Linked DNA regions of Homo sapiens: all the other regions are linked to region 3. Evidence: chromatin loops called from intact Hi-C (ENCODE). Cell type or tissue: heart left ventricle. All regions are shown on one strand. Links, peaks and the distances in the headings refer to the core of each region. The heading gives the core; the rest is flanking DNA.

Evidence for each region. Hi-C counts contacts between places; a loop is a spot of excess contacts. Peaks named below come from ENCODE experiments on the same cell type or tissue, not always from the same donor. Only the 100,000 strongest peaks of a DNase experiment are listed, where the experiment ranks them.
Region 1: it touches region 3 in a loop (3-fold over the local background); 10 of 110 quality-filtered maps call a loop at or near these places.
Region 2: it touches region 3 in a loop (2.0-fold over the local background); 10 of 110 quality-filtered maps call a loop at or near these places.

What each region holds. Positions count from the first base shown.
Region 1 is chr13:102,008,724-102,016,397 of GRCh38, forward strand. It overlaps a transcript of FGF14 not described here. Among named protein-coding and RNA genes, the nearest start is that of MIR4705, 33 kb to the right of the region's middle. In heart left ventricle, for the core only: no CTCF peak of the experiment used is centred there; no DNase peak of the experiment used is centred there; H3K4me3 peaks cover 185 bases; H3K27ac peaks cover 2,500 bases.
Region 2 is chr13:102,020,448-102,028,121 of GRCh38, forward strand. It overlaps a transcript of FGF14 not described here. Among named protein-coding and RNA genes, the nearest start is that of MIR4705, 22 kb to the right of the region's middle. In heart left ventricle, for the core only: no CTCF peak of the experiment used is centred there; no DNase peak of the experiment used is centred there.
Region 3 is chr13:102,085,892-102,093,565 of GRCh38, forward strand. It overlaps a transcript of FGF14 not described here. Among named protein-coding and RNA genes, the nearest start is that of MIR4705, 44 kb to the left of the region's middle. In heart left ventricle, for the core only: a CTCF peak has its summit at 3,431 (motif pointing right); no DNase peak of the experiment used is centred there; H3K27ac peaks cover 1,169 bases.

The DNA of each region.
Region 1 (7,674 bases), core at 2,309-4,808, 77 kb before region 3:
AGCAGCTGTTCTCTTGAACTTGTTACGGGAACTAATCTATTTAATATAAATCAAACACATTTTCAGTAGGGACTTTTAAGAACAGTGAAACTGATGTGTAATCACAACACAATTTAATTTTTGGGTGGGAAAGATCAAGAAAGTGTCATCTGTTAATTACTCCTGTTATACGATCTAATTTTACCATTTCTAAATCTGTATTATATCCTTAATAAAAATAAAATATATCCATTCCAATTTACAGAAGACTATTAAAAAATGTAGGTCAACTTGAATATTTGTTGGTTATGAGATTATAAAAAAAATTTCTCCTTTAATATAAAAGCCATACATGTCCTTTGAAGAAAACAAATGGAGTACAGATTTAAAAATTAGGGAAAAAGCCGTATATTTTACATGTTTAACACCTTGCTGTATATTCATTCAGGCTTTACCATGTACATTTGTCCTTCTGTGTATTGTGTGTGTCTATAAGATCATGCTTGAAATCATATTTTGTAACACATTTTTATTTAGTAATACACTATAAACTTCTTTCCATGTGAACAGTTTAGATGGGTGGATGGATGGATGGATAAATCGGTAATAGATATTTACAATATAATATTTGATGGCTAAATAGTAGTTAACTCTATTGGTAAATTTTCCAATCAATCTCCTATTGTCAATTGGTTGGAAATAGTTTTTTATCAGTTTGACGTGCATGAGTTTGTGGTTTCACTGTGCATTGTAATCAACATACTTGTATTGATATCTATACACATGTTCTAAATTATTTTACAATATGATTTTGGAAATAAAAAGTTTAGTCAAAATATATGTTCTTCTGAATATTTTTATGGGATTAAAAAATTGTTCTTCAAAAAGTCTACACCAATTTAAACATCCACCATGAGGATACCACCTTGAAAATTTCTGAACATCTTCACAATTACTAGTCATTATCTTTGAAAAAAAAACTAGTTGTTTCTTGTTTTAACATTTCATTGTGTTACTAATTTTAATAAGAGACTCAACTCATTTATAAGTAGGTAAACTACAGACTGGTTACTAGATTTCCAAAGGAAATAATCTAAAGAATTAAAAGTACCGTCACTTCTCTTTTCCTCTCCTTCCCCAACACATGTTTTAGAAATATAGAGGTTATTAGTGAAGCCTTCCAAAGCCATACAAAGATGATACAAAGAATGATGATATTTTCCAATTCTTCATAGAAACCTTGCCAAGGTTGACTATAAAATTTCATGATCTAAAAGTTCTTAAATGTTGAATGATGAAAATAATATACCTAGAGAAAAATGGAGGAAAGAATCAAGTCCTTCTAAAATTAAGCAACAGTGGAGCAGAGGAAAAGAAGATGGTACTGCTGCTACCTCTGGGCCCTATTTAGTTATTTTCACACTCCAAATGAGCTATTCTCTTTTTACTAGGTGCATGGTGGAAATGGCATAACTCCTCACTTTAGTTTAGAAACAGAACATTCTCTCACAGTGGGTTTTATATTATATAACAGGTTTGAAACAGAAAATAAAGTTGATGTGAAACCATCAACCCAAACAGTTAAAATGGCAGCATATGTCACCAGTGCATAAAGGCTGGGGCTGTTTCTACGGAGAGAGGAAGAAGCCTCGAGCACAACATTAGCCTGGTTTGGTCCACATTTTAGAGCACAGAGATGTGACTATCCCACAGAGATACCAGAACTAATAACACAACTAATCAACTTTGCCCAGAATCGGATTCCTGTTCTATGATGTAACCACTGAGAAAAAAAAGAAAGTGTTTATTTTTTATAAAGACAATGTTATAAGCTTTTATTTGCACAATATGTTGTTGATGCTGAACACAATCCTAGGGAAGTGATCATAGCTGAGTTTCTGGAAAAACCTAGGTTTTAAAGTTGAGGAGACTTAAGTCCAAAACCTGGCTTCATCACTTACCGGCTACAATACTGGGATATGTTAACTTCCCTTGATTTCAGCTTTCTCGTCTGTGAAATGAAGATGATAATAATGCTTTCCTGCCCAGATTACTGTATTTTAGATAATGCAACTGGCAACCGGCAAATGGCAGAATGGTGAAAGATAGGAAACAATGGGGCAGTATGTCAGAGTGACAGCCACTTGCTCAATTTCAATCATCTGTGGGTAGGGATGAAGGATGAGAGAACGTGGAGAAACTTACACTTAAGAAAATCAAAGTGAGTTTTTGTTCTCTTAACATTGCCTACATAAATCAGAATATGCTAAATTTAAGAACTGAGTATATTTAGAATAGGTTTTCTATTTTTAATAATGCCATTGTTCATTTTAGTGTATTATTTTAGTGATGTGCCCTTTATGAGAGGATGAGAGTCCCATCTCCATGGGAACAAGATTTTGAAAACTTGAAGACATTGTTTTTGTTATATTGCATTCCTCTGGGAATCATTTAGGATAGCATTGTTGTAATAACATTTTATTAATTGCCTTCTTTACTATATTTTCCTAAACACTATATGGAGAAAAGTACTGTGATTACATACTTTGAACCTTCTCTCCTGGAGCTTCCAACAAAATGTACCCAATATATTAAAAAACTGATCTACAATCCATATTCCTTCCCTTTTCTTACTTGATTATACCTGGGAGAATAAGACTTAAGTGTCTATTCCTAACGCTGCAGGAGTATGAAGCTTATTCATAGCTGAGAGCATAGAGAGCAGCTCAGACAAACCCAGGCAGGATCACTTCAGAATGCCTTTTGGAAGATGCTTTGCCATACGCAGGAGTATGAAGCTTATCCATAGCTGAGAGCATAGAGAGCAGCTCAGACAAACCCAGGCAGGATCGCCTTTTGGAAGATGCTTTGCCATACGCAGGAGTATGAAGCTTATCCATAGCTGAGAGCATAGAGAGCAGCTCAGACAAACCCAGGCAGGATCACTTCAGAATGACTTTTGGAAGATGCTTTGCCATACAGGGAGTGGCAGTCTTTAGAAGAGGGTTTCTGGAAGGATCACAGAAATGCGACCACAGAAGTGCAAAGTCTCCGGTCATCAAGCTCTCAGAGTGTTCTCTGCAACAATGTGACAGGGTATAATGATTCTATAAATACTGATCTCCAGCTCACCCATCTGCCAAGGAAATATTTTCCCAGCATCTGAATTAAGTGGAGAACTGCTTAACTAAAGGACAGATGAAGCAAATCATCCATCTTCAGCGATCACTCATGGCTTTGTTCATGAATGGTAATTTGTGGTAATAAATTCGTTCTTTTATTTTTGCTACCCAAATATGTTTGTTTGTTGAGATTTTTCTAGGTTTAGCTTGGAGACCAAAATGAGGGACAGGAGTAAAATATCACTGTCTTTTATCATGCTGCCACTGAGGGAGATGTCACATTCAGTTTTGAACAGTCCCTAAACTTTAAATATAAACTAATCAATTTGCCGATCCAGTGACCTGAAAATGCCTTGTGGAAATGGACAGAAGAGAAGGAGGGGCTGGGGGTGAAGGGGCAGAGAAGAAAAGATCATGGTCTCAGCTACACAAGCCATGAATATTATGAAAATTAAAATTTCATTATAATCATAATATTTCTCACTCCTGTGCTTGAGTCTGGAAAGAGAAATCAAAGTCTTTAATGCTACGGTGACAAGTAGTTACTCTCTGGTAACAATCTAGATTTCCTAGCAGGCCTTTGTTATGTCTGGGCCTTTGGAGAATTTTTCTCTAGATTATTTTGTCTGTGTCTGAAAGGTTCATACACATGCTCCTGCCAAAGCTTGTCATTTGGGGGTCATTTTAGTCACTGGCAGGATATAGCTAGACAAACATGAGGCAGCTGATAAAGGACAGGCAATGCCAAAAATTAAGGTCTTTCACAGTAGATTTCTGTTTGCAGTGAAATGAAATAGACTCAATACCAAACAAAGCAAAACAAGTTAAAAGTAAAGTTGTGTGGTCATGTAATATCTTGAGTTTTTGGAGTGTGACAAAATGAAGATGGTAAGAGAAGAGGAACCCCTCCCGCACTGGGGCTTGTGAGGATAGAGAGCAGCTCTCCCGTGGCACTGCCTCACTTTCTATTTTCAGCCTTTCCATCCATGCCCAGTACTGGCTCACATATGAAACCCGCCTCTTCTGGATGTCTGAGCCCCCTTATTAATCTCATCTCTGTTTATTCTCATAAAGTGATGCCAAGTGATCACCAATGGAGTTGATACAAGCCGGGGTATTCATGACTGCTAATGGGGTGATGAATTACCCATTCAAAGCATCTCCTCACCAATTTTAGTAAAAAACATAGATACTAACACAGAATCATGTAGTCCCAGCTACTCGAGAGGTTGAGGCAGAAAGATTGCTTGAGCCCAGGGGGTGAAGGATACAGTGAGATATGACCATGCCACTGCACTCCAGCCTGGATGACGGAGCAGAACCCTGTCACACACACACAAAAGAAACAAACAAAAAACACCAGAGATAAAAAGAAGTAGGACAGGGGAAAGAGAAGAGCAAAGAAAAAGAAGGAAATGATGTAAAAATTAAATGCACTCAGCCTTCTACATGTAGTATTTCCTGCTCAGGTGTGCTAAAATTTAATTTAAAAATTGGATCAATCATAAGCCTTTCTGAGAAAACCATGAGAATAAATGTTAAAAATACAGATATTTTAAGAAAATTACTGATTGCATGTATTACAGTTTTTCTAAGGATTATCTTCTTGGAAGAAAACACTGTCAAATGGTATTTTAGGTTTCTGTCACAAATTTTGAGGTGCTCACAAACTAACTGCTGTCTCGCTATGGAGCTGTTTAAGATGTTCCCCACTGAAACATGAATTTATAAATAAACAGATGAATAAACCCAAAGGAATTGTGCAATTCTTGAATAACAGAATCCATTGGCTGCACAATTTGACAATTTAAACACAATGAGTGATTTCCTAGGCTTAATCAGCCTTCCTCCCAATCTCAGAAGCGTAAGGTTGCCTGGAAGTGTTTATTTTTCATGTTTATTTGTTTCATATTCCCCTACTACCTACTAGGCTTGATCATATATGACATTTTATTTCATTGTTCGGACAATTGTGTCAAATAAGCATTTTATCTTTATTTTAAAACCAAGGATATCTTTGGGTGGAGAGATGACAGGACTTGCTTAGAGTCTAACAGCTTGCAAGAGGCATAATCAGGTTTAGAGCAGACGTCTTCCAATAGAAAGAGCACAAAGGAGGTCAAATGCTAATGTTCAATGAGTGATTTCTATATGTCAGGTACTTTTAATGTACTAATGAATTTAATCTTTACAACAAATTTAAAAATCTATAAAAGTATCATTTTAAATAAGAAGATAATGTGGTATGGAGTAGTTAATGAACATTAAGGTCAAACAGGTAAATGATGAGGCCAAGACTTAAGCCACAGCAGCCTGGCCAAGTTGGAATCACTATTCATAGTACCTGAACTGAATAGTGATGTACACATTGTGCACATGTACCCTAAAACTTAAAGTATAATAATAATAAAATTAAAAAAAAAGACTTCTAAACATTTTGGTTGACTAACATAGCTGTAATGCAAAAAGCAACTTTTAGTTAATTTTTAAATGAAAATTTTTTCCACTAGTGTAACAACTCTATAATATTCAGTATAATTTCACATATGTATAGATTGACCAGAACCAGGCATATTCCTAATAGTGCACGGAAAAAGCTAAGTATAAAAGATAGCCAGGAAGTGATAAGATTGTGTCTATATTTTAAGCATCATCGCAAGTGCATTGACTTGGATCCCAGGTAAACTAAAGCAAACAAAAATGATAAGCAATGCAGAGGAACCAATTATCGAAAAGTGATTTACATTCAATTAAATCAAGAGTTACATTCAACTTTTTCCTCAGTCCACAATAGTTGGAAATTTGAATTTAAAAAGACATATAATGGCTTTTGATTATTCAAAAACACAAGTCTTCCATTTTCTACTCCACAGTCACTTATTTCGTATGTAAATGATTATTTCATAATACAGAACAGCTAAAAACACAATAAATAAAATATGACAAACTTATTTTTTTATATTAATCGCCATGGTTCTTTGTTGCAGAAAAAAGATGGAAAGAGGGCATGAGAATTAAGAACGGTCATGTGTGTAAAATATGGTTGAAGTCTAGATTCAGTCAAAAAGATTTTTCTATTCTGCTAAACATTCATTTATTTATTTATTCATTTTGAGACAGAGTTTCATGCTTGTTGCCTAGGCTGGAGTGCAATGGCACAATCTCAGCTCACCGCTGAGTTCAAGCGGTTCTCCTACCTCAGCCTCCCATATAGCTGGGATTACAGGCCTGTGCCACAACGCCTGGCTAATTTTTGTATTCTTAGTAGAGATGGGGTTTCACCATGTTGGCCAGGCTGGTCTCAAACTCCTGACTTCATGTGATCCACCTGCCTCAGTCTCCCAAATTGCTGAGATTACAGGCGTGAGCCACCGTGCTCAGCCTGCTAAAATTTATGAGAAACATCAGCAGAATTTATACTTTGTTTACATTTCTAGATACTTTTATTTACCACGCATCTGTCTAAATAGAAAAAAGCTCTGCTTTCGTATCACCAAAGGAATATATATTTTTAAAATCTGTTAACTTATTTCACATTGTCACAGGCTCTACACTTGAAAATGTTTGATTGTCAAAAGATCCATAGTAGAAGAATGAATTTAAAAAACAGTTACCTTTAGACTAGCAAGAAAAATGTATACTATCAATTATACATTAATTTTTCTTATCAACCATTGTTCTTAGCAAAGAAAGACTGTAAAGTAAATTCTTTTCAAGAAAATTCATGGTAGGCTGTTTCTAAGTGTTCACTGGATAGGATATGTGGACTAATCATTACACATTCCTTTCTGCCCATCAAACATGGAGGCAATGCATCAGTGTCATGTCCAGACTGTAAACTCCCCATGGGGTCAAGGCCTGGAGGATAGGGTGGTAGGAACAAAACTGTCTCCTTCTGTGCTATTTTTCCAAAGATCCTAAAGCAGCCTTCCCAATAAAATTAAAAGCTCAATGCATGCTGTTACCTAAATAGAAAAAAAATCGACTTAAAGACACAATATGCATTTCTCTCCCTGGATATAGTCTTAGTTAAACTTATATTTTCAGCTTCAATAGCATTTCAGCAAGTTTTGTGCTATCTATTAAAAAATTGCAAAAACCAATAGAAATACTCTCCAAAATTTAATGTATTAGTGCTCAAAACTAGGCTGAGAGATTAGAGCACTATTATCAGTCTCTTAGGAAGAGAATTTTATGAATTTGGTATAATATCCCTTCTCAATAAGAGACAATAAAATTCATGAATTTTCATGAATAACAACTTGCATTTGAGTGGCCAATATACGCCAAAGCATCATTTTAAGTATTTTAGTTCATTTAGTCATCAAAATGACCTTAGGAGGTAGTTTAACTGTAATCTACATAATTCCCATTTTACAGTTGAGAAAATTGTGGTTTAGGGAAATTACAAAAACAAACTATTTTCTCTTCCTGCACCACAATATATATGACTATATGTATTATAAATTTTAACTAACCTGCTATCAGGATAATTTGAAAAGATTTTTAAAATTTTAAATATAATGCAAAATAAATATTTTAAATTTTAAAAATTAAACAAGGCCACTTAGAA
Region 2 (7,674 bases), core at 3,403-5,902, 64 kb before region 3:
TGAGGCAGGAGAATCGCTTAAATCTGGGAGGCAGAAGTTTCAGTGAGCCGAGATCACGCATTGCACTCCAGTCTGGGCAATCAGAGTGAAACTCTGTGAGAAACAAAGAAAGAGAGAGAGAGAAGGAAGGAAACAAAAGAGAGAGAGAGAAGAGCAGAAATGTCAGACAAAGAGTGGAAAAGTAAGATGATTAGAAGAATGGAACAGGATTTTGGGTAGTGCTAAGAGTACAATTGAGGTTGGTCATAACAAATTAACATTTTCCCAGTGTTTGTGACTTTCTCTAGCAGCATTTAGCAACTAGAGTGCAGGAACTCTGAATGTGAACAACTAGGTCACTACACAGATGGGATGTTACCTGACAAATACAATGTGTACTCAGAGTTAAGCTAGTTTAGGGCAGCAGCATGATGACCAAATTGAAATGGCACATAAGAAGGGAATGAGGAAATAAGATGTCGATGAACACAGAGATAAAAAAAAAAAGGCTGAAGAATGGCCTCGCAGGGAAAAGATAAACAAGAAGGTTGGAGGGAGAGTAGGTTGTGGTCAGAGTACAAGGTATTTGATTAGTGGTTTTGGAAGTGCATAGTTTTGATGACAAGCTAGGGGTATGACTACTGGGTGTATGTGCCTTAAGTGGAGGGAAGAAAAACACTGGAGATAAGGGCGCCAAAGAACAGAAGGCCGAGAGTAAAGGAGATTATGCATCATTACAGAGGAAGGAGATTTAGAGTTAAGAAGACAGCAAGTCTGGTGCCAAAGTCTTGGATAAAGGAAGAGCATAAGATGGATAGTGAATAGGAGGATGAAACAATGATATATTTCTATGACAACATTCTTGAAACATTCTACTTAGCTCATTTTGAGCTAAGTAGAGGCTTCGTAAAAGAGAGTAAGTGCGTTGTGCTCTGGTGGGAGTGAAGTTCAAGGTGGATATCGTGAACTCCTCACTCCCTAATCCTGGGGAAATGTGATAAGAGGAGAAAGAGCCCTTTGGGAGAACTGTAGAGGAACTCAGATTTCTTAACTCTTACTCTTTCTTGGTGGTGCCCTTTATGAGTAGCTGTGCGTTGCCTGTCACTCAGCAACAACCCTGAGCCACAAGACAGAGATGCCAGGTATCTGGCATAATTGAAGCTAAGGGAAGGACAATCAGCAAAAGATATGGAAAACTGGTTTGCTCTGGACCAAGCAGAGAAAATTGTTCATCAATTAAATTCAACATATATTTGGTGAGAAATTACTTTGGCTAAGAGTCCACAGATGAGATAATTTATACTCACTGCCAGAAATACCAAACTGTTTCCATAGCCCATCATCCTTGGGACCTAATGTGTGTATCTGATACAGGAGGCAGCCTATTCTTTTTAGATCATATAAAAGAAGGAAGCAGGAGCCATGACTTCTATTCTTAGTTCTTCTACTAATAGATCATAAGCAACTACCTACAACCCCAAACCCCAGTCTCCTCACCTAGAACATGAGTGATGATTAACTAGATGATCACTAATTACCATTCCAGTTCTCAAGATCAGTGATGTCATGATTCACGGGGACTCCCCAGATAGAACTGCCATATCTACTCTGCGTCCACTTGGGCAGACTTCCTGCCTAATTCTACCTTACTTCATGGATTCCCTCCCACAAACTTCCAGAATGCTGTTAAGCAGCACCCCCACCCCCCTTACTCAATGGCCTTACTAAACAGTCAAAAAGAGCTTCCTTTTTAATCTGGGCAAGAAATAGCCCTCTATTCTTTAAAGGACATAGCCAGTTGCCTCTACTGGAACTCCAAAAAAATGACAAGCAGGTATCATACCTTTGTATTGCCAGAACTCATCTCTTTAAATGAAAATGAGAGGAGAGGGAACAAATTAGGGGCAATTGGAAGATTTCCTAATCACAGGCCTTGAAAAAGAAAGTCCACAAAGCTGTTCAGTCTCTTGGAGTCATAAGAGCAAGGAATCATTGAGATGACAAGCTAAACTCGCTCAAAGAGATGGCATTATCAACCTCCCTTTTTTGTTGCTGTTTTATTTTTTCCTCACTCCATCTGCTCAGAGGAACCCAATCTTGCTGAATTGGTATGAAGATGGCTGGAGAATTATAAATTAATGGGAGGGATGCCAGAGAACATAAATAGATGACACCGTCTCACATGGCCAATACATTTATTCAGTTTAATAGCCAATGAAAGGCAAAGAAAGCCACTCATTTAAGATGTTTAAAATTGCACAAAATGTTAAGGATTGTATCATAGTAAAATAATACTCAAATGAAATATATGCCAGTTCCATTTTAAACTATAAAAAAGAGAATATCTTTGTATAAAGCCTCTGTATTAATAAACATTGTATTCCGTGTAAGTGCTTAATGTGTTAGATTTCAGCATGTACATTAAACTTTAAATGTAACTTCCCATTATGATATCTTAAGAAAATTTCTCAATCTATTAACAAATGAGAGGAAGCACCTTGTGTGAAGCCTTGTGCTGGGCTCCCTAGGACAAAGGCAAAGTTCAAGGAAGGGCCTCTACTCTAAAGAATTTACAGTCAATTAGGAAAACTGTACAAAAGTAGTAAAATATTTTCGGACACACACACACACACACACACACACACACACACAGCCAACAGCCACACACAAAATACGTAACATATCACCATTGCTAGGTAGTGTCTAACTGATTGCCAGATGTCTACTAAAGAATGTTACAGTTTAACCCTAATATCAGCTGTTCAAAACTCATTTGATAGGTAAGTAAATGAATTTAGAGCACTTATTCAAGGTTATATACCTAGAAAGAAGCAAACCAATATATGAACTTAAAGTCAAATTTTATCCTCCATTTACTCCACTGTGCTACCAACTAAAGTGCTACAGATTTTTAATAAAGGGAAGAACACGCTTGATTAAAAATAGAGATTAGACATCTCATGGTATAGAGCTCTTAATAGAGCTCTTAATAAATTATTTTTATAACAGTTTTATTGACATACAATTCATGTACCGTAAAATTCACCTTTTATGGTGTACAATTTAGTGTTCTTTAGTATATTCTTGTGGTTGTACAACATCACCACTCTCTAATTTTCAAAATTTTATCATCACAAAAAGAAACTACACACTCATTATCAATCATTTCTTAATCTTCCCTTTCCCCAGCCCCTGACAACAACTAATCTATGTTCTTTCTCTATGAATTTGCCAATACTGGGCAATTCATATCAATGGAATCATACAAGATGCAGCCTTTTGTCTGTCTTCTTTCACTTAGAAAAAATTTTTAAGGTTCGTTTATGTCATAACAGGGTGCACTGACAGGTACAGTAAGGCCTCACTTGGAAAGTTTAGGGCATTGGCATAAGGATCATTGAAATAATGCACAAGAGGAGAATAAAATAACAAGGTGTCAATAAACATGGGAATCTAAATGAGGTCCCAGTGGGAGAAGATAAACAAGAATGTTGAAGGGAGAATAGTTGTGGTCCCACACCAAGATATTTTAATGTCTTTTTATTGACAAGTAATATTCCATTGTGTCGATCTACCACATTTTATTTCTCCATTTATCAGTTAATGAACATTTCAGTTGTCTCCACTTTTACACTATTATAAATAATGCAGCTGTAAAATTTATGTACAAGTTTTACATGAACATGTGTTTTTAAAAAATTTTCTTAGGTATATAAAAATTTTCCTAGAAATAAAATTCCTGAGTTACTCTGTTTCACATTTTAAAGAACTGTATGTGTTTTCCAAAGTGTCTGTACCATTTTACAATTCTGCCAGCAACGCATGAGGATTCTAATTCCTCCACATTCTTGCCAACACTTATTTCTGTCTGACTTTTAATTTTGGTTATCCTAGGAGTGGGAAGAGGTATCTCATTGTAGTTCGTATTTGCATTTCCATAATGACTAATGATGTTGAGCAGTTTTCTTGTGTTTATTGGTAATTATACAACTTTTCTGGAGAACTGTCTATTCAAATGCTTTTCCCATTTTAATTGGGTTATTTTTCTTTTTAATGTGGTCTGTGTTTTTACATTCTGAAAACAAATCTCTCATAAGATACATGACTTGTAAATATTTCCTTCCATAATATGAAGCGTTTTTCACTTTTTGATGGTCTCCTTTGGAACATAAGTATTTTTAATTTTAATGAAGTTAAATGTATCTATTTTATCTTTTGTGACTTGTGATTTTTGTGTCTTTTCTAAGAAAACTTTGCCTAATTTACTATCATGAATATGTACACCAATTTTTCTTCTAAGAGTTTTATAGTTTAGGTCGATGATTCAATTTTTGTATATGGTGTGAGGTAAAGGTGTAACTTCAATCTTTTTCATGTGGCTGTTCAGTTATTCCAGCACCATTTGTTAAAATACTACCATTTCCCCCACTGAATAGTCTTGGTACCCTTGTCAAAAATCAATTGACCATCAATGTTAGGATGTACTTCCAGAATCTCAATTCAGTTTTACTGGTGTATATATATATATACATATGTAAAATGGAATTTATATATATACACACACACATATATAAACACACACAGACATGCATATATATATATTCATATAATTATATTATATATATGTCTACTCTTATGCCATGTATACTGGCATACTTCTTGATTTGGTTTGTAGTAATTTTTGAGATCTGGGAATGTGAATCCTCTAACTTCATTCTTTTTCAAGACTGTTTCGGCTATAAGTCCCTTCAATGTCCATATAAACTTTAGGATCAGGTTGTCAAACTCTAAAAATAAAATGCCAGCTGGGATTTTGATACGAATTATGAATTGAATTGAAACTGTAGTTAAGTTTGGCGAGTACTGACATATTGACATGTTAAGAATATTAAGTCTTCTAGTCTGTAAACATGGGATGTCTTTCTATTTATATAGGCATTATATAATTTATTTTGATGATGTTCTGTAGCTCTCAGTGAACAAGTATTGTACTTTTTTTCTTTTTTGGAGACAGATCCATCACCCAGGCTGGAGTGCAGTGGCATGATCTTGGTTCACTGCAACTTCTACCTCCAGGGTTCAAGTGATTCTCATGCTTCAGCCTTCTGAGTAGCTGGGACTACAGGTGTGTGCCACCATGCCTGAGTAATTTTTGTATTTTCAGTAGAGTCAGGATTTCCTCATGTTGGCCAGGCTGGTCTTGAACTTCTGACCTCAAGTCATCTGCCTGTCTCAGACTCCCAAAGTGCTGCGATTACAGGAGTGAGCCACTGCACCCAGACAGTATTGTACTTCTTTTGTTCAATTTATTTTTAAGTGTTATTCTTTTGATGATATTCTAAGTGCCATTTTCTTAACTTCACTTTCAGATTTTTCATTGTTAGTATATAGAAATACAATTGATTGTTCTATATTGAGCTTGTAGCCTGTAATATTGTCAAATTCATTTATTAGTTCTAATAGTTGTGTTTGTGTGTGTGTGTGAATTCTTTTGCATTATCTATATAGGGGGTTGTGTCATTTGTAAATAGAGTTAATTTTACTTCTTCAAATACAATGTTAAACAGAAGTGGCAAGAGCAGACATTTTTGTCTTATTCCTTGTTCTAGGGGGAAATCATTCAGTCTTTCCTAATTTAGTCTGATGTTGATGTGCTTTTTTTTGGTAGATGTCTTTATTGAAGTTCTCTTCTGTTCCTAGTCTGCTGAGATTTCATTGTGAAAAGGTGTTGAATTTTATCAAATGCTTTTTCTTCATTGATTGAGATGAGCATGCTATATTTTGTTCTTTATTCTATTAATATGGTATATTAAATTGAAGAATGTATGTACGTAACAACAACAGTGCATTCTGGGATAGATATTTCCATTTGGTTATGGTATATATTCTTTTTATATGTTGCTAGATTAAGATTTTTATATTTCATTAAAATTTTTTTCATTTATATTCATAAAGGATATTGATCAATATACTTATTTCCTTGTAATATACTTTTTTTGATATTAGAATATTAACTTCATTGAAAGAATTGGGAAGTGTTTCTTCCTATTCTAGTTCTTCAAAGATCTTGAACACATTAAGTAGAATTTTTTTATAATAAGCTTTTAAAAAAATTTGCTATCTTTTGGTCATTTTACTTTTCCCAGAACTGAGTTTAGTGTTCTGTATTATTTGTCGTCTATATTCTGTACATAAGTTTTATAGTTCTTAACACATTTAATCCAGTTAAATTAGTCAAGAATAGTGAGAGCACTCAATGGCTAGAAATAAAACTACTTTTCACTTTAATATCACTGGGTAGAGCAGTACATATAAAGGTTCAGACTTTAATTTTCCCTTATTTTGCATGTTTTTTCTTACTCTGAGTCATTATTTACATAAGAAATTGTTTTAAAGGTCACTTTTAAGTGAGGAAAAAAGCTCCTCACTATATAACACAACCAGATTTCACTTAGAATTGAACCCAGTGAAAGACTTTTACAACAAATTCTATTAATAGCTTGACTTAGATTCTGTTAATAGGTTGACAATTTGAGCTGTCTTTCTACCCATTGTAGTAAACTCATAAACCTAAAGGGGCTGTCTAAGAAATGAGAATAACTAGAACTTGAAGAGTAAATTATGAATATGTTTAATGTTCAGGCCAGGCTATCTTTCCTCCTTTGGCATAGTCAATTCCCAAGTCAAGGTTGGATTTAAAATCAAACTTTCTAGTAAGAGTAATTGGCAAACCATCTCCCTAATTAGCAGGGGTTTAATCAACTTGAGAAATAAAAAGAAACACACACACACATACACACAGACACACACATACACACACACATATATTTATAAAATAGTATAATATGCATTATCTATATTACATATAATATAGATAATGACTATATATTATAATTATTATAATTCCACAGAGGATTTTTTTCTTTTTTAAGCTTTAAGTCACAAATGTTCTTCTTTCAGTATAAATGGAGATTAAATGAGAAAGGGGGATACATAAGCAAATTTCTTCTAATATATACTCTTTCTACTATCCTAAACGGCTAGCAGGAAAGATAATTCTAACGATATTTTACACACCATGTTGCAAAGGTTTAAATTATCTTGAATTCCCCCAATTTACTTATTCCACACATAAAAGAAATGTCAAAAATGGCTAGTAAGTTTTCTCAAATCTATGAGAAATGTCAAAACTTTTTAGAAAATTCTAGCTTATGGCTATCTTATTTACTAAGCTATCCATCCTTTGCTTGACTCGGTATAATCTTGTTTGCTAACTATAGCCTTTTAGAGAAGAGAATAGTTTAGGACATTGTTGGAATCTGGACGTGGGTGCATGTGTGTGTCTTCATGCTTGACTGGGGCTGATGGGTTATCCTGTCACGATTTACCTGTATTTATTCTAGGCTAACCTGCAGGTGTTTCCATAGCAACGTCTCTCGATGACTATTATTGTTGTGACACCAAAGGAGGTGACAATCTTAGGGAGCCTTTTTATTATATAGAGAGAAACCAATAGAAGTTTATGTTCTCTGATTATTCATCACCCTTTATTGGCAGAGTGTGGCCACCTCTGGGTTTTGATTTGGTGTCCTTTCACTCCACTCACACCTAAATCTCTCTGCTGTCTGTTCTTGATGGTACAACACAACTCTGCCAACTGTCACTGTTAGAAAACCCCATAAGAAGGGAAGAAGG
Region 3 (7,674 bases), core at 1,914-4,413:
TCTTAAGTTCTACTCCAGGAAGTTTGTTTAAGTTGCTGTCTTGAAAACCAAGCCTCTGATATTTTCTTAGCTGTATTAAATTGTAGCTAAAAATAAATGGCTATTTAGCATGTGTTTACTATCCAAGGTCCATAGAGCAAGCAAAAGGGCAGGCTACTGCTTTTAAAACCCATGTAGGGATTAATTAACAGAAGGGCACTAGCTAGCAAGTTATGCTAAATGACAAGTCTTGATTAAAAGCTAAAAACAATGCTTATTTCAAACCTAACTTCCTGGTCTATAGTTACTCTCAACTTTAAATGCAATTTGCTAATTTCAACTCCAAATACATATATATGCCCTTGGGGTTAAGAAGTGCTTCGGTCATGCCTGTAATCCCAGCACTTTTGGAGGCCGAGGCGGGTGGATCACAAGGTCAGGAGATAGAGACCATCCTGGCTAACCAGGATAGAGACGGTGAAACCCCGTCTCTACTAAAAATACAAAATATTAGCCGGGCGTGGTGGCGGGCGCATGTAGTCCCAGCTACTCGGGAGGCTGAGGCAGGAGACTGGCGTGAACCCGGGAGGCGGAGCTTGCAGTGAGCCGAGATCGAGCCACTGCACTCCATCCTGGGCGACAGAGAGAGACTCCGTCTCAAAAAAAAAGAAGTGCTTCCGACCTTATTTTATCAAAGCCTTTCATTTTCCAAATGAGAATTTAAGGTATTTTCTCAAGAAAATTTTTATGAAACAACAAAAAACCCGATGTTTTTAATCTCAGAATCTGAAGATCACCTATGCTAGAACCGCTATACAGTAGACAAAGAATTAGTTTTTTCTTTCCTCATATTCTGTATTTCAGGCCCAAATAATCTACCCAATTTAGAAGGGGAAAGATGTTCATTTTTCTTAATGTGTGATGGAATTTCAATATGTACAATCATAACTTCTTTGAAGATGGGCTGGCACACATAGAACTGTGCATTAGGCTTTTAAAACTTTCCAGGATTACGTAGAGTGAGTAAAGGCGATTGACACAGGAGGCAGTCTGATGATGTGGAGTGAATTGGGAATCACAGCATTCCCCACAAACTGCTCAGCTGATCTTTCTGTATTACCTGGAAGCTCCTCTATGAGCCTGGCTTGTAGCATTTGAGGTCAAGAAACCAGTCATTAGGACGTAAATTTGTCATTTGTCAGAGGAACACAGAGATCCAAAAATAATCCTGCCATAATGTAGTTCATTAGATTAGCTGGTTTGGGAAATAGGTCACAGGACTGATATAAGTTGATGGGACTGGGGTTAGGAAAGGTCTTTGTGTAATTCGCAAAATTATATACTTTGATGATCCCTAAAGTGTGAAGATCTATGCAACCTGAAGTAGCAGGCAGACTGAAGTCAAGTCAGTGAAGCATCAGGGAAGGAAGAAAAGAGAAGAGCTGCTACAATTTAAGGGTTTCCTAGCAATGGGACCTGGGGCAAGATTCCTCATGTGTACCTTGCCCAGAAATAGTAAAAAATAGACTGTAATTTCTTTTTTTTTTTTTTTTTTTTTTGAGACAGATTCTTGCTCTGTCACCCAGGCTGGAGTGTAGTGGCGTGATCTCGGCTCATTGCAAGCTCTGCCTCTCTGGTTCCCGTCATTCTCCTGCCTCAGCCTCCCTAGTAGCTGGGACTACAGGCACCTGCCACCATGCCTGGCTTTTTTTTTTTTTTTTTTTTTTGTATTTTTAGTAGAGTCGGGATTTCACTGTGTTAGCCAGGATGGTCTCGATCTCCTGACCTCGTGATCTATCCACCTCGGCCTCCCAAAGTGCTGGGATTACAGGCGTGAGCCACCGCGCCCAGCCCAGACTGTAATTCTTAACACAGAGCCTAGCACAAAGCAGGTGACATGCAAAAATAGTATTAGATGTTGTCTAAATTAGCTTTACCAACTCTGTGCCTTCTCTGTGTCAGATAATACACTTTTTACATTTCAACTCATTTAATACAACAACCATCTTACAGTTAGGAAATGAAAATTCCAGAAATAAGTATAGAAGATGATATGTATGCAGATGTTTGCCTGATTGTAAAGCTCATGGCTTTTCTACTTCTCTATATGTATGTAAAAATAATTTTGAGAATGACTTATGGTGGTTACTTAACTTTGCATCAGTTCTGTCATTTAATATTCATATCTATCTTATGAATTTGAAATTATTATCTTATGTAACAGGAACTACAACCAGAAAGGTTAAGTGCCAAAATCATACTTTTTAGTAAGTGGGTTAGTTTCCTGTTCGGGTTCGTTTCTCTATGATACACAATTGAGACATAGGTACTCAACTGTCAACCTGCAATCAGTCAGAGACTAAGTTGCTCCTGAAATTTTGTCACTTTAGAAATGCTGTAGTTTAATGAAGGCCACTTTAAAAACAATCACTGCCAAGTTGGGAAAAGTAATAAAAATGGTAACTGTGCTAAGCAGAGAGAATTACTTATTTTATATTAATGAAAATGAATCTTAAAGTGTGGCACACATCACATGTAACATGTATTTTTTAAAAGTTCATGTTACAATGTACCATTTGCATAACTTAGAAATTTAATGTAATTAAGTACACCAAATGCAGTGTTATTTTATTCATCAAGATATGGAGTAATATTTAGGTCAAAAATACCACATTTTCAAGCTTTATGGTAAAAGATACTTCACTGCAATATTTTCTAACTGAGAAATCAAAGTCAATCCATAAGGTATTTGACATATACAATTGAAATATACAAATATGTATTAAACTGGAAAAATATATAGATTTAAAATTCTATAATCTAACATTTAGACATATATATCTAATCTAATAATTTTTCAAATTTGGGTACTTTATATTAAATTAAAAGAGACACATGTTTGTGTCATACAAACTCATATCATAGCAAATATTATAGAAAATGCTTGCCGTAGGTCAGATACAAAGATGAGTACATTATACATAAAGTTCTTCATCTAATCCTGAAAGTTACCGTATAAAGTAGGTACATTCTTGATCCACATATTGTAGCTTAGGAAACTAAAACACCTAACCAGAATTTGGAGCCAAGCTGTCAAGATTTCAAAGATTGTGCTTCTGTAAAAGGAAAGTCAAATCCTTTCTGGTTCAACTTTACCTGTTGAAAATACTTCTAAAACCCAGTTTTCTGCCATCATAGATACAGAATTCAGAATACAATCTTAATTTCCCACTGGAATGTTCCAGAGTGTAGGGAAAACTAAGAACCAAGGTAATCTATTTTAAATATTTGTTTGCATTCATTTGAGTCTAGCGTATATTTTATGATCACAACACAGCCAGACTGTGTTCTGTTACCAATTGTTTCCATTCTCTGAGGTCAAGGAGAAATTGTTTAGCTCCTATGTAAAAAGGGTAGAAAATGTCTAGAAATGTATTACATTCTATCCAGAAGAGGGCACTGGCAGGTATTCAACCCAATATCTGATATTTCAAACAGAGGGAAGCAAAGCTCCAATGTAACAAGTATCTTTTCAGTAAGATGGGCTTCCATTCATGCCCTGCAGTGTGACTATAAGAAGCACTAATATACCTGGATAAAATCATGTTTTGGAAACTGATGCTAGTATTTTTAGCAGTTAGCTAATTTTAACAGCTGGCATAAGATTGCACTTTTAGTTGATATTACTGCCTAAACGTTCCACATTTTTCCTAAGTTTTACTTTCAAGGAAGTTTACATTATTTAGCATTCAGTTATGAAAGTTCTGTCAACCATTACACAATGTACGTAAGGGGGCTATGAATCAAATGTGCCTCATGATATTGACTTTTTGAGCACAATTCTGTTTCATCAAAACTTACAAGACATAGAAATTGAAAAGAATCATGGTTTTGATGTCTGATTTCCTGAGTGGCTGAGACAAGTGGTTTATCAATCATATAATTTCTGCAGATCATTTTAATTAGTTTTCTCTTACAAGCAGTTCTTTTCTGCACTGTGTAGCTATGAAAGTACTCTTTATTTTGTGTCCAAGGTTTATACTTAGAAACTCTCTGGGAACAACTGTCATTGTCAGGCCTTGTCTTTGTTATTCTTGTGTTGTGAAATTCCATTTGCCATATCTGAAGCTTAAATGGCAACAGACCCTGTTGAATAATTGTCTTCTAGTGTTAGATGATTAGCTTTATATGTGCAAAATGGCTTTTTAGAAAAACTACCTAGATAAAAAGGTCAAAATCAAAATGGACCAATTTGAAAATTATCATTGCAACAAAAATTTGTTGTGGACACATACTCATTGAATATATACAACGTATATTTACTGAGACTATAATATGTGTCAGCCATTTCTATTACAGGCTTATTGAATTTTTCAAGTAATCGATGGCAATTAATTTGTCACATAATTGTACTACTTGCAAAAATAATCTCCTAAAATTAATGACTTTGTCTCCTGTGCTACTATTCGAAGGCAGAGTGGAAATGGCTTTTAGGTTATAGAAAAGAGGCAGAGTGAGTTCTCTCACTAGCTGTGTCTTAGGTAAGTTCCAGGTCTCTGCAGTCAATCGCCATATCTATAAAATGAAGATGATATTACTACCTGGAAATGTTGTGTTTACAACCTTTATCAGAGTAGTTTACTGCTGTAGAAGCTCGACCACTGGTAACCATTGTGTTTAAGTTTAATTTTCACTAAAAGCCCAGGCTCTGACTGTAATGGTCACTCAGAGTTGTGCCACTGAAAGGGCACAGATGGCAGTGGTCAAGTAGGCCACGTCCTCTGCGTGCCTTTTTCGCTTTCAGAAGTAGGGCTACGAAGCTGAGGACAGCCAGAATGACTGCTGAGATTCACATTTCCATTAATGCCTGTCCATTCCAAAAAAAGATCAGTGTATGCCAACGGCGAGATGCCTTCCTCAATGAAGTCAGAATCTAACAGCGATGAGATCCTTTGTGTTTACAAGCCTTGAAGCTGAGATCAGATGGCATTGCCATTGAGTCGGCTAGGAGCCAGTAGTCTAAAGTCTAAGTATATATTATACTGTCTGAATCAACTTAGTGGCTCTCAGTTCTATCATATTTGAAACTCATTTTTATAATAAATATTTGTTAATGTCTCTTTTGCTATTCCAAAATGAAATTGCTAACTCCCTCTAAGAATAATCTTAAATCAATGTAATATGTTAATAGTGACATAAAAGACAATAGTAAGAGATTAACACATACAAATAGAGTACTAATAGTATAATATGCAAATGCTTAGGTACAATTATACCAGATGATGTGGTTATAATGGGTAACTCTGGATTTAGGAAGTGTAAAACAATAGCCAAATGTGCCAGTTATTTACTCTTTGTCTCTCGGTTCTAAACTTGCACTTCTATGCTCTGCTTTATGCTGCTGGGGCTGAGACCCTGCAAACTACATTCTGCTTGCCAAGATTCTCTCTGTTAGGATCTGCCACTAGGAGCACCAGAGACTTCAAAGCTGGATGAGGTGGAAGAAACTTGCCCCTTCCTGTGTCCCTCTAGGGGAGCTCCTTGGCTGCTTGTGGATCTTGTGAGCATCACTCTACGATGCTTCAGTCACCCCCCACCAACAGCAGAGCCTCCTTGTGGCAGCAGCTGAATACAGTTTGCAATTTTGTTCAACACTTGGAGAACCAGGTTAATTGTCTCCTTCTTCCCTCAAATACCAGCCGGCCATTGGTCCTCCTCAGAGGTCTGGATTCCAGCTTCATGAGTCTTTCCTCTGAGCTCAGAGATACTAGCACCAGCCGAGCCACGCCTTGCTTACAGGTCTGAGTTTGAGTTTCACTAGACCTTCCCTCGAAGTTTTTTGTTTTCCTTTTTTTCCCCACAATTCTGGGGGTGGGAAGCAGCTGCTTCCTGAAGTTGCTACTTCCACAATACCTTAGAGTTTCTTTTTCTACCCTTTAAGTTACCAGCTGACAACTTTTTACTAATTAAGAAGTGTTTGTATTAAATCTTCTCTGTTCAAATAGCTGGTATCATTTCTGCCTCCAGAGTGGACTCTGACCACTACCTCTACTGAATATTGTCAACATTATTTCTTTCCTGAGATGAACATTTTATTGGACATTTGAAATAAGGCCTGGTGATAAGTTTATATATATGCATAAAATCATAATAAATGCAACAGCTACTGGTACTGACTGATGTGGGGATGACACATTGGTGGCTGGGAAGCCACTAGCAGCATTGCCATTGCTAGGTTCAAAAATGATGAACAACTCTTGATCTCTTGATGATGTACTAGACAGAAACTACAATCTGCCCTGATTTGTAGTGCAGTTCCATTCCTGGGAAAGTTAGCACACACTAAAATGGGGGAAAATACACTTTGTGTTTTTATGTAAAATATAGCCATGCCATACAAGATATGAAAATATTCATTGTTCAGGACAGTCTTATGCATTGCTGTTTGTCTAAAAACTCTCACTCTTACCCACTAAGTGCCATTGCACTTATCCCAATTACGGGTGACCAAAACTGTGCCCACATCATGTCTTAGAGTAATGTCATATCTGTTCAGAATAAAATAAGGCAGAGGCAGAAGAGGCCATTTCCTTTATGAATTTAGTTGAGGATAAGTCATCCCATGGGTCTTCCACACTGAAAGGGCATCTCCTCATGCTTCTTTCCACTTGGCAAAAGTCTCAAAGTCTAAGTTATAATGAAGATAGTTTTTATGAAAAGGATAATATCCTAAAAGAAATTCTTAGCCCCTATAAACACATTTTACAATCAATATATGTTAATTTTAACATGAAAGAAATAAAACTAGTACAGGTAATAACAATAGTAATATTTGTGCATAATCATATTATAATACATAAATGCCTAGGCACAACTACATTAGATACACAGGGTGAACACAATTATCAGTCTAGTTACCCTGGAGCACCCTAACACAAGACACCAGAGCGGCCTTTAAGGTTTGAGAAGAAAAGGGAAAAAGACAGAAAATGATTCTAAAAATCAATAAAAATGTTATACAGCAAAGGTTTTATGAAGAAGAAGGCAGCATGAAGCATAAGGTTAGGATTAGAGGGCCCTCAAGATTAAGCTGAAGTTAGGGGAGAAAGTACACATGCGTGGTTGATATACATGTGTATTTTTATTCGGGAAACCTGTTGGTGTGGACACATATATATACAGACAACCCTTGAACAACACGGTTTGAACTGTACACATCTATTTCTATGTAGAATGTTTTCAATAAATGTATTAGAAAAATTTGTGGAGATTTGTGAAAATTTGCAAAAACATGCAGAGAAACCATGTGGCTTAGAAATATATTAAAAAAAATTCTTAGGTGTGCCATGAATACATAAAATATATGTCAATACAAGCCTATTTGATGATTTGCTACCATAAAATTTACACAAATCTATTGTAAAAAGGTAAATTGTATCAAAATTTATGTATATACTTACTGACCAAACATGGCATCACTGCAGTTGAGAGAATTATAAACACACATAAAGATGCAGTATTAAATTATAACTGCACAAAATTAACTGTAGCACATACTATACTACTATAATTTCATAGCCACCTCCTGTTGCTATTGTAGTGAGCTCAAGTGTCAAAAGTATCCACTTAAAATGCCATGTAATGCTAATCATCTCTGCATGAGCAGGTCATAACCCTGGTAAATTACATATCACA